2 separate regions of the Homo sapiens genome follow, and region 1 is linked to region 2. The links are chromatin contacts, found by Hi-C in ENCODE. All regions are on one chromosome and are shown on one strand. The core of a region is the stretch at or near the end of the contact, and the rest is flanking DNA. Distances in the headings are between cores, read along the strand shown.

What was found. A loop is a pair of places that touch in the nucleus more often than their neighbours do. Pooled maps may share reads with other maps.
Region 1: a map of heart right ventricle shows a loop between it and region 2 (2.8-fold over the local background). The contact joins two enhancer-like sites. A Hi-C loop is called at or near these places in 14 of 168 maps with a recorded cell type or tissue (Calu3, Right ventricle myocardium inferior, dorsolateral prefrontal cortex and 3 more) and 12 of 50 pooled maps.

What each region holds. Positions count from the first base shown.
Region 1 is chr6:168,025,652-168,031,575 of GRCh38, forward strand. It overlaps KIF25 (kinesin family member 25), which reads left to right. Exons shown (of 13, transcript NM_030615.4): 6 at 3,841-4,026; 7 at 5,122-5,196. The coding sequence starts at 3,935. Among named protein-coding and RNA genes, the nearest start is that of KIF25, 31 kb to the left of the region's middle. RefSeq lists a silencer at 3,790-3,971. Within about 2 kb of position 4,405, at least 7 of the 41 ENCODE cell types and tissues checked have a DNase peak (open chromatin) inside an H3K27ac peak, as active enhancers do.
Region 2 is chr6:167,936,639-167,942,338 of GRCh38, forward strand. All of the region lies in intron 23 of AFDN (afadin, adherens junction formation factor), which reads left to right. Among named protein-coding and RNA genes, the nearest start is that of HGC6.3, 40 kb to the right of the region's middle. Within about 2 kb of position 1,458, at least 2 of the 41 ENCODE cell types and tissues checked have a DNase peak (open chromatin) inside an H3K27ac peak, as active enhancers do.

The sequences.
Region 1 (5,924 bases), core at 3,155-5,654, 92 kb after region 2:
CTATTGATAAAGGATTGGGCTGAATGTTTAGAGCCAAATGCACCCTTCGGTTAAAGTGCTGAAGGATTCAATGCGCACCTTCGGGTGCTTAGCACAGAGCTGCTGAGAAGGAATAAAGTAGGGTCGGATTAGGAATAAAAAGTTTAAAGTATGATCCTTTCCCCACGCGGCTTACACACAGGCTGTGGGTATCGGTCATCACCGCAAAGCAGCCAGAGTCCCACAGAGTGTGCGGCCGAGTACTGAGTGACAGAGAAATTCCTGTGGGCAAGAGAGTCACAGAGTGGCTAGAGCTTGAGCTGGGTGGAGTTTAGTTACATACGTCACCTACACGTAGCCCTTGGCAGTCTCCAAGTACTTTCAGGCCGTTGGTCGTCCCAGGAGGACCTGAAGAGGAAGCTGCGGGGGGCACCACCGCCCAGTCTAGTTAAACGATGGCTTTTAGTAAGCGTTGGATTTGGGCAGAAGGTCTCAGTCTTTGGGTTACACCAGGCTGCTGCTCAGGTCAGTGGAGAAGCACAGGCAAGGGCACTGTGGTGGGGAAACCACCCTCGGGGATCGTGTGACCTTGTTTTGGGGAAGAAGGAAGTGGAGCAGCACAGTTCATGCCGACACGTGTCTTCTCAGAGGGCCCTGTCTCAATATGAATACGCTGAGGGTCGAAGGGAAACATCAAAATTGTGCTGTTAGAAGTGAACAGAAAAATGGAAGAATTTGTGCAACTTGCTGTCTATCTATAGAGTTAGGGGAGACTTTAAATATAAATCTCTGCAAGAATTCATTCTGGGGTAATATTGTTTAGCATTCAGGATCACCGTGTTTTTATAAACAGTGGAGCATATGGTTCTTATGAAATCAGAACATTGTTGGTTTTTATAACAGCTTTTTATGGAACTAACGAATGTCAAAATATTTTATTTCCATTCTAAAAAAAATTCCAACACTTTCAGCCCTTAACTTATTTTAAAAATAAATTTGTATGAGGGGGAAAGTTCAATTTTACTATTCAGAAAAAATATTAATAGGTCCAGGGTAAGAAGAAGGTTATTTTCTAAGTGAAATAAAAATATTATTTAAAAAAGGCAAACCAAAAGTAATGCCACTGATCCAAAATGCAAGGAGAAAAAGAATAAGTCATGTTCATTGTTTTGAGAAGAATTCATTTATCAGGAAGCTGAAGGACTGCTGGCTGTATTCTTGTAGAACAGGAATTTACAATGTGATATTCCTAACTGACACATTTGTGTGAAATTTCTATAGTCGTTCAAGTTCAAGCATTTTTCTGAGCACCTATTATGTGCCAGGCACCCTGTTAGACACAAGGGATGTAGGTGAGAGGAAGGCAGCATTTTTGCCACCAAGACCTAGAGCTGTAGGGACCGTTCCCAGGAGGCTGCGCTGAGCTCAGAAGCCACCAACACAGCAGTGGGGCAGGAGGCAGAGATGGGGGAGGCCCTCGACCTGGGGCTTGACAGCTCAGCTAACCAGGAGTTAACCAGGCATAGAAAAAGGGAAAGGTGGCCGGGGGTGGTGGCTCACGCCTGTAATCCTAGCACTTTGGGAGGCAGAGGCGGGCAGATTGCCTGAACTCAGGAGTTCGAGACCACCCTGGGCAACATGGTGAAATCCCGTCTCCACTAAAATACAAAAAATTAGCTGGACGTGGTGGCACACACCTGTAGTCCCAGCTACTTGAGAGGCTGAGGCAGGGAGAATCGATTGAACCAAGGAGACAGAGGTTGCAGTGAGCTGAGATTGGGCCATTGCACTCCAGCCTGGGCGACAGAGCAAGACTCTGTCTCCAAAAAAAAAAAAAAAAAAAAAGAGAGAGAGAGAAAGAAAAAGGGAAAGGAGATTCCAGGTTGGGGGGAAAATGGTCAAAGTTATGAAGAAAAAGAATGAGAATGACAGGGTCCAAGCACAGGAGCCTTGGGTGTGGCTGGACATGACTGTGGGAGGTGGGTGCTGGGGGTGCCAGGTCCCAGGGCCAGCTTCCCACTGGCACCGGGACCGCCCCTCCTCCCCGGACAGCCGCGTGGGCAAGGCCGGCTTCCCTCCACATCCCCACGGAGCACGAGGTCAGATGCATGGGTTGTTCCGGTCCGTGGGTGAGAAACGGGTTCTCTGTGTCGCGTCTCTTCAGAGCGAAGTTGAGTCTTTTCGTGTGCTTCTGACATTCGCATCTTTTTTTCTGTGCATTCTTCACTTCTCTACAAGGACTGACCTTTCCCTTCTCTATCTCTAGGAGCACTTGATAGAACAGAAATATTTAAGCCGCCGCTACTTTCTCAGTCTGTCGTTTGCTTCTGGTGTCTTTGAGCCACACGAACATGTTTACATGATCGTAGGTAAAAAGGCTGCCAGGTTCCAGAAGAACCCCCCTGTGGACTCTGCTGGGACACGCATGGCCGGGTGGTTTTCATTAAACTCGTGGTCTGTTGGGAATGTGTCCTAGTCCATTTTATAAAGAATTGACCCCATTTTATCTTTTTATATCTATTCATTTACTGCAACGCCACTTATTTTTTAAAATATTAATTAAAAATAATATTTTAAAATTTATTTATTTAAAAAAAGGATATAGAGATGGAGTTTTGCCCGTTGCCCAGGCTGGTCTCAAACTCTTGGGCTCAAATGATCTGTCCACCTTGGCCTCCCAAAGTGCTAGGATTACAGGCGTGAGCCATCGTGCCCGGCCTGTAACACCACTTATTAAAACACCTCTCTCCCCACTGACCTGAGATGCCCCTTTATCTGACAGCCCGTTGCCACATGGAGTTGTATCTGTCTTCCTTCGGCCTACTTACTAATTCACGCAGCAAGACCAAGCTGTCATAGATAGAGTCTCAGAGAAGGTTCCAGTGTCTGAGCCCGTCCCATCCCAGTTCCTCTATTTTCCAGGGCTTCTTTCTATTCTCGTTCTTTTATTTTGCCAAAAAAAATTGTAACAAAACTTTGGAGCTCCAGGAAAAACCTGACAGCATATATAGTATTTTGGGGGGGATTGAGGTAAGTTTATAAACCAACTTTGGAAAAACTGGCATCTTCATGAGTTGACTCTTCTATTCAGGAACATGCCGTGACTTTTCACTTGTTTGAGTTTAATCATGTATTTTCAGGAGCCTTTTTATCATTTTCTTCATGAAGGATTAGAACATTTCTTATTAAGTTTATTTCCAGGCATATTTTTGTTGCTATCACTGATAGAGTCTCATCTCCCAGCATGTCTTCTAACTCTGTTTGTATATATAGAGGCTATGGATGTTTTTACATTAATTTTATGACCTGCTGTTTTGTTAAATTATTTTACTGATTTAGTAATTTTCTTTGTCTTTTCATTTTGGATTTCTCAGATGTATGGCCATATTAGCTCCAAGTAGAGATTGTTTTGCCTTTTCTGATTCTTATGTCACTAATTGATTTCTTTTGTTCAACTGCATAAGCCAATCATAGCTCGTTGCAATATTAAATAGTATTGCAGGTAAAGAGTATTGCAGGTAGTTGGCATCTTGGACTTTTCCCTCCTATTATGGGAAAAACTCCAGTATTCTTTAAAGGTAAGATGTACACAAAACCTAAAATATTTACGATCTAGTTTTTTCAGAAATAGTTTGCCAACCCTTGCCATAGATTAGGAAACTTAGAAGGCAGCAACCCTGTGCAATGTAGATGCCATGATGAATTATTATTTCTAAAACACCAGCTGGAAAAAGTAACTTAACTAGACAATTAAGGAAATGCGAACACTGACTTTTGGATGGTGTTAAAGAATAACTAACATTCATGTTAAGGCATGGTCGTGGTAATACTGTTACGTTTTCAAGTCATGATCCTTTACAGATATACTGGCCTTCCCAGCTGACATGGACCTCAGGTCAGCTTCAGCGTGAGAAGCAGGCCAGGCCTGGGTCTGGAGCCGTCCTGGCCTTCCCAGATGACATGGACCTCAGGTCAGCTTCAGCGTGAGAAGCAGGCCAGGCCTGGGTCTGGAGCCGTCCTGGCCTTCCCAGATGACAAGGACCTCAGGTCAGCTTCAGCGTGAGAAGCAGGCCAGGCCTGGGTCTGGAGCCGGGTGATGTGCACATGGGGCTCACTTTTCTATTCTTTCTACTTTTGTATCTTGGTGTATTTTCTGAGTGAAAAGTTAAAAAAGATCTCAGCCCTGAGCATCTTCCCACACAGTGCTCACCACACCCTCTACATCATGCATGTGGAACACCTCATAAGGGTCCCCTCCCCCATGTCAAATTAATGCCGCTGCTGGAGGCGAAGTGGATCAACTGAGCGTCAGGACACACTTGAAAATGAAGGAAGGAAAAAACTTGGTTCCAGCTAAGTCAAAACCTGTCGTTCAGGAAACTGAGGTTCACATTAAAGCATACCTGACCAAGTGCAACCAACCACCAGTGCTGGGCAGCTGCCAGGGAGCCTGTTCTCTCACCGTGCTCCAGGCTTCTTTCAAATTGTGCAGGAAACGGCATTTTTTGGACGTTGCTTCCTATTTTATTTGTACCTGTTTATAGACCCAGAACCACATGAGGTTTCCTTTTCAGAGTGGACATCCAGTCCCATGATATCAATTCAAGTTCTGCTGAACTGACCTGGGGCCTAGGAAAACAAGATTTTTAAGAGCTTGAACATAAAAATCAAATGTTATATATCAAATATTGCTCAGAGTGGGATTTTTACATTGTGATTATTGGGCCCTCTAAAGTAGAGCTAATTTAGTTATGGGATAATTATATCCTCCCTCTGTCCCTCTCTCTCTCCCTCCCTCCCCCTCCTCCTCCCTCCCCTCCCCTCTCATCTTCCCTCCCCTCTCCTTTCCCCTCCCGCTCTTCCCTCCCTTCCCCTTCCCTTCCTTCCTTCCTTCCTTTCTTGCAAGCATCTGTCACTTCATTTATGCTTATTACATTTTCATAGCAGAAAGTACTATCTTTACTCTTTATTAACCTCTGTTATCTTGAAAAATAACACAGATTAATCTTTTGTTGAAGAATCCTGATGGCGTTGGGGGGATGGGAAGTACACGGGGCGTTGTGTTCCCAGGTTTCTGAGTCTGCATGCTAGAGCCGCTTTCTGCTGCTTCTATTAATACAGCATTTTCACTTTGTCTCTCAGGGTTTATGGTCCAGCAGAGTCTCAGAGCGCGGTCTTTGGAGATGTGTGCCCCCTACTCACTTCTCTCTTGGATGGGTGAGTTAAAATATTTTTAAGGCCAGTCATCATAGTTACATTTGAATATAAAGAAGCTTCACTGTGCTGTGGAGTGAGAATGTAGCATTAGAGTCTGAGCATTCTACAGCACTGCAGAGCATGCCCATGGGTCACCCAGCATGGACTCCACTTGCATCCGTGGAGACTATTTCCGCACCCTGGGAAAAGGAGTGAGAATGATTTGGAGAATGCTTGTTAAATGAGCATATCCACCTGGGATTCCAAACTCCACTTTAGTTACAGTGCATGTGGGCTTAAGCCTGTGAGTGCAGCTGCCATTCTCTCTGGGATTCTAACATTTCAGAATTTAAAAAAAATCTGTAAGGAATGTTAATGTCAGATTTAGGGACTTTTCCCTTTGGGAATCAGCCTTCTATTCTTGCAGTATACAACTACTGATGTCAAAGGCAGTGGGCTGTAATTTAGGAATGAAGAATTTTTTTTTACTTAATGGAGACACCTTAAGCCAATACTTTCCACTCTGGGGCATTTTGAAGAATCTCAGTTTTGTGGCAGAAGTCCACATAAAGTTCCTGACGAAGACTTACTTGCATTGTCCAGCAAAGGCTTCTGCACAGCCAACCTCAAGGAACCTCAAGGACCTAGAAACTGTAATTACACAGTGTGCTGCGCGTCCCAAAGGCACATGATCCAACGAGTAGGGTCAAGTCAGGAAGCTCCTGCATCTGACCACGCACGCACGCGGG
Region 2 (5,700 bases), core at 208-2,707:
CATAATGTTAAGGAATTGTTATGGCTCGACAGACGACAGTTTGCTGAGGCATCTGACCAGCAGCAGAGGCAGGGATGCAGCAGAGTTTCTTTACTCTGCTCTTCCCCCAGTCAGGGTGCACATTCCAGTCCTGCACTGCCATAGCCAGACTGAGAAACCTTGGACAAGTGGACACCTTGTAGTTGGACAGAGACTGTGGTGGTTCGGGTTGAAGGTAATTGCCCATATTGATGTGATACAAATAGACATTTCCTAGAGTTCTTTCATCTCTGGGTAATCATCTCTAATTTTGTTTTGCTAAGATAATTACCAGTAGAACTGTAATTTCTCCATTCAGCAGTTGTAGTTAGAATTTTTATGATCAGTTTATGACTGTGAGCTGCACCTGAAGTATAAGTAGGATCCAAATAACCAGAGGTGATAGGAGGGAAGGGCATGTGAACAGGGCCAGTGGGTCTGCAGGAAAGGAGTGTGTACAGAAGGTGCAGGGTCAGTGGACAGGGAATGTGTCCACGGAAATGTCCATGAAGCAGAGCAGTCCGTGAAGTGGAGGCCCGAATGCCGACCAAAATGTGGATACCTGTTACATTATCTAGATCCGTATTCTTTACTTGCACATTGTTTTGTCTTCTGTGTCTAAGAGTATTTTCAAAATATATTTCGTGATGCATTGTCTTGACTTTTGATCAAATTCCATTTTTATGATCAACCTTGAATAGACCTTTTAGATTTTAATGGGTGTTTTGAATTGAGGTCTCTAATAATCATGAATGCTTTTTAAAATTTTTTTGTAGAGACAGGATCTCGCCATGTTGCCTAGGCTGGTTGTGAACTCTTGGCCTCAAGCAGTCCTCCCGCCACAGCCTCCCAAAGTGTTGGGATGACTCCCACCATGCCTGGCCCTATCATGAATGCTTATTTCCTTAAATGAAAACCTCCTTTTGTGACAAACAGATTTTATAAATTCAGTTTACTTGGAATTAAAAGAAGTGGTTATTACTTAGAATTCAGATAAATTCTGAATATATAAGAAAATAGAATGTGTCTTATTTGTGCCTTTCCTGACAATCATGGATTTGAGTTCCCTTCCTAAAAGGGCACATTGGGTGCCAGAGCCTGAAGTGCTTTTGTATCTATCTTTCTAAACTAGTAATTTTACAGTTTTATTGCTAACCCATATATAATGGGCATATCGGTTGCTTCTTAACTTACTATTTATTCAGTAAAATTACAGACCTCCTCATCGTAGGTTTTTAAAATAGGAAATTGGCCAAATTCCTTATCGATCAATGTTGGTAAACTATAAGTCAACCTAATTGAGAAGCTCTTCTGGAAGGGATAGAGCTCCTTATATTCAAGAAGCTTCTAATGGAGTTGGAGGAAGGAGCCATTTGCAGAGGTAGCTGTAATGCAGGACACAGTGACTCACTGCTCAAAGAGAACAAAGAGAATCCAATGTGATGAGAACATAAGTGAATGATGATACCTTCCCTGACACTGGGAAGGTGAGTGGGCTGGCAGGTGAGCCTCGGAGGTGAATGGAGAGGATTTGGGCATATATCTTGCATCAGAAAGACACTTGGTGTAGAGAGAACATCAACCAAGTCATGAACATGAGTCAGATAGAATGGGAAGAGGTGAGGGGCGATTTGGGTGGAGAATGACGAGAGAGGTTCATGGAGCTGTGAATAACTTATGCAGGAAGCTGCTGTGAATTTTTACAGCAGCTGGCAGTTACAAGAGTCTGGTCAGCATAGTGTGAGCTGAGCTGTGCTTCAGGAAATGTGATTGGATTTAGAGAGACCAGAAGATCAGTCATGAGGAGAGCTTCCTCATTTTGCCAGAATTTGTCTGAAATTTATAATGTAAACTTCAACCTATTTAAAGATAGGGAGTGCAGTCAAAATATCAGTAGTACATGATCAGTTTTGCTTCAGGATTTAAATTTAGGCATTAAATTTTCTATTGCATATAGTATGATAAATTACCTACCTTAAAATGGTAGAGGATTTCGGGTTCTTTAAATGCCATGTGCTGTTCATGTGGAGTCCACATGTTCAGCTTGCACGTTGGCTGTCTGCTTGTATAGGGTGGCTAGGAAGGAAAAGAGCCTAGTGGTTGCCCTCAGGTATGTGATTACTGCTCTGAATGAAGGAGTTGAAACATGGAGTAACAGGTGCCACAAAACTGAAGTTTATTGTGAAACTGGAACAAAGACATCTTCCAAAAATGAAAATTGGGAGTGGCAGAAGAGCTGACTGGCAGGCAGCACCAACTGTGTGTGCAGGGGCTTGGGTTTTAGGGAGAAATGAAACAGTCCTGTTTTCATTTCTGATATCATTCTATTTTATGATTTTAAAAAGGGAGTTTTGTTATTACAGTTTGTCTAAGTAACTGTCATTTTTTTGGTCTGTATTAATTGTGATCATGTAAAACATACCAGAAATGGAGGAAGGAGGCTTGATTTATTGTTCTAAAATATATATTTGGTATTTCCTTGTTTATAATAGTGTCACTAAAAATGCTGTATTACTAATATTATTGCTAAACATTTTTCTTGTCAGAGATGATAATAATTGGTTATCTTAGTAAAGGGATGATTTTTATTCTTTACAAGGTCAGTATTACATTAACCGGAAGATAATGCCATGTGAAAATGTCGTGAGGTGCCCATTCTCACTGACAGTTGGCATTCTGATGTTCAGTAATCATTGCTTTTCTGTAGTCAGGTGGAAAGCAGAGGAAAAAATAAGTAGTGCTTGTAGAACTTTTTAAAAACTGACCTAGGGTACCAGCTGGAAGGGAATAGGCATGCAGCATTTTCAGGAAAAGAAGAAGAAGGACTATCAGCGCTCCAACTAAAATTATTAGTGGATGACCACAGATAAACTCTGCTGAAGAATAGAAGAAGCTCCCAAACGGCAAAGGTGTTTGTCTGGTTTGTTCATTGATGTGTACGTGGAGCTTAGGACAATACAGGCGCTCGATGGATATTTGTTCCGTGAATGAAATTGTCGTTTAAACAGCCAAGTTGTAGAATTAAAGTTATTCATGAATCACATAAAATTATTAAATGTGTGAAAAAATTCAGTTAATTAGATTATGTATGAGGGATTACCTGATTTAACAAATAGGGGCGGTGAGGAGGGTGCTGTGTCTTAGAAGTATTTTTCCGTAGTGTGTCTTAGGTCCCTAGATTCAAGGAAACCCAACATTGTCACAGATAGAGTGAGGCAAAAAGCATATGTATTATTCTTTTCTAAGTGATATGCTAAAATTCAGAAAGTTGCTGTTTATTGAGTGCCTGCTGTATATTTTATCTTTTATTTTTGAAATTTTAAATTTATAAAAAGCTCAGTCTTTGCCAACTATCCCAGTCATGCTTTTTATGGCAAAAGGATCTGTTCAAGGACCACAGGTTGTATTTGGCTGTTGTGGTGTGTGGACTATGGTGAATGATTTCTAGAGGGAGGTAGCAAGTGGGCCATGAGGCATCTGGGACTGGGCTGGAGACTTGCATTGAGGTGAGAGTGGAAACCATCCACAGGAAAGATGGGTGGACAGACACAGAGAGATGTAGGGGTGAGGGTGGAAACCATCCACAGGAGAGATGTGTGGACAGACACAGAGGGATGTAGGGGTGAGGGTGGAAGCCATCCACAGGAGACATGTGGACAGACACAGAGGGATGTAGGTGTGAGGGTGGAAACCATCCACAGGAGAGATGTGTGGACAGACACAGAGGGATGTAGGGGTGAGGGTGGAAGCCATCCACAGGAGACGTGTGGACAGACACAGAGGGATGTAGGGGTGAGGGTGGAAACCATCCACAGGAGAGATGTGTGGACAGACACAGAGGGATGTAGGGGTGAGGGTGGAAGCCATCCACAGGAGAGATGTGTGGACAGACACAGAGGGATGTAGGGGTGAGGGTGGAAACCATCCACAGGAGAGATGTGTGGACAGACACAGAGGGATGTAGGGGTGAGGGTGGAAGCCATCCACAGGAGACATGTGGACAGACACAGAGGGATGTAGGTGTGAGGGTGGAAACCATCCACAGGAGAGATGTGTGGACAGACACAGAGGGATGTAGGGGTGAGGGTGGAAGCCATCCACAGGAGACGTGTGGACAGACACAGAGGGATGTAGGGGTGAGGGTGGAAACCATCCACAGGAGAGATGTGTGGACAGACACAGAGGGATGTAGGGGTGAGGGTGGAAGCCATCCACAGGAGACATATGGACAGACACAGAGAGATGTAGGGGTGAGGGTGGAAACCATCCACAGGAGAGATGTGTGGACAGACACAGAGGGATGTAGGGGTGAGGGTGGAAACCATCCACAGGAGAGATGTGTGGACAGACACAGAGGGATGTAGGGATGAGGGTGGAAACCATCCACAGGAGAGGTGTGTGGACAGACACAGAGGGATGTAGGGATGAGGGTGGAAACCATCCACAGGAGAGATGTGGACAGACACAGAGGGATGTAGGGGTGAGGGTGGAAACCATCCACAGGAGAGATGTGTGGACAGACACAGAGGGATGTAGGGATGAGGGTGGAAACCATCCACAGGAGAGGTGTGTGGACAGACACAGAGGGATGTAGGGATGAGGGTGGAAACCATCCACAGGAGAGATGTGGACAGACACAGAGGGATGTAGGGGTGAGGGTGGAAACCATCCACAGGAGAGATGTGTGGACAGACACAGAGGGATGTAGGGGTGAGGGTGGAAACCATCCACAGGAGAGGTGTGTGGACAGACACAGAGGGATGTAGGGATGAGGGTGGAAACCATCCACAGGAGAGGTGTGTGGACAGACACAGAGGGATGTAGGGATGAGGGTGGAAACCATCCACAGGAGAGGTGTGTGGACAGACACAGAGGGATGTAGGGGTGAGGGTGGAAACCATCCACAGGAGAGGTGTGTGGACAGACACAGAGGGATGTAGGGGTGAGGGTGGAAACCATCCACAGGAGAGGTGTGTGGACAGACACAGAGGGATGTAGGGGTGAGGGTGGAAACCATCCACAGGAGAGATGTGTGGACAGACACAGAGGGATGTAGGGGTGAGGGTGGAAACCATCCACAGGAGAGATGTGTGGATAGACACAGAGGGATGTAGGGGTGAGGGTGGAAACCATCCACAGGAGAGATGTGTGGACAGACACAGAGGGATGACGAGGTGAACAGATGGAAAATTCAGATCAAAAGCTGCAAAGGAGAATACTTGATTTTGCTTTCTGTAGAACTTTTATAAACTTAGTTGCCAGATAATGTAACCCATGAAATTTGAAGTATATACTGCTCTCCAAAATGGAGTTGCTTTGTTAAATTAAGAAATACTATACTGTTTTTAAAATGAGATATGTAATGGATGGTTTTATGCTTACAAAATTTGACCTGCTACAGGCGTTTTGTTTTGGTTTGGTTTGGTTTGGTTTGGTTTGTTTTTTCCCTGAGGGGATAAAGGGAGTCAGGATCAACAGTGCTGGCCAGTCAGGCTGTCTTCTGTAAACTTAACTTGTTAACTAAAGGGGACAAATGCGAGTGGTTTCCAAGTGAAAATTACATAGCTCCAGGGTGTTACAGAAAATCTGTTTTAACTAAGTCATGTGTTGAATCGTATCTTCGTACCTTTCTGTGCTGTATTTTTACTCTTACCGTACAGTGCCTCGCAGTGATTGAAATGG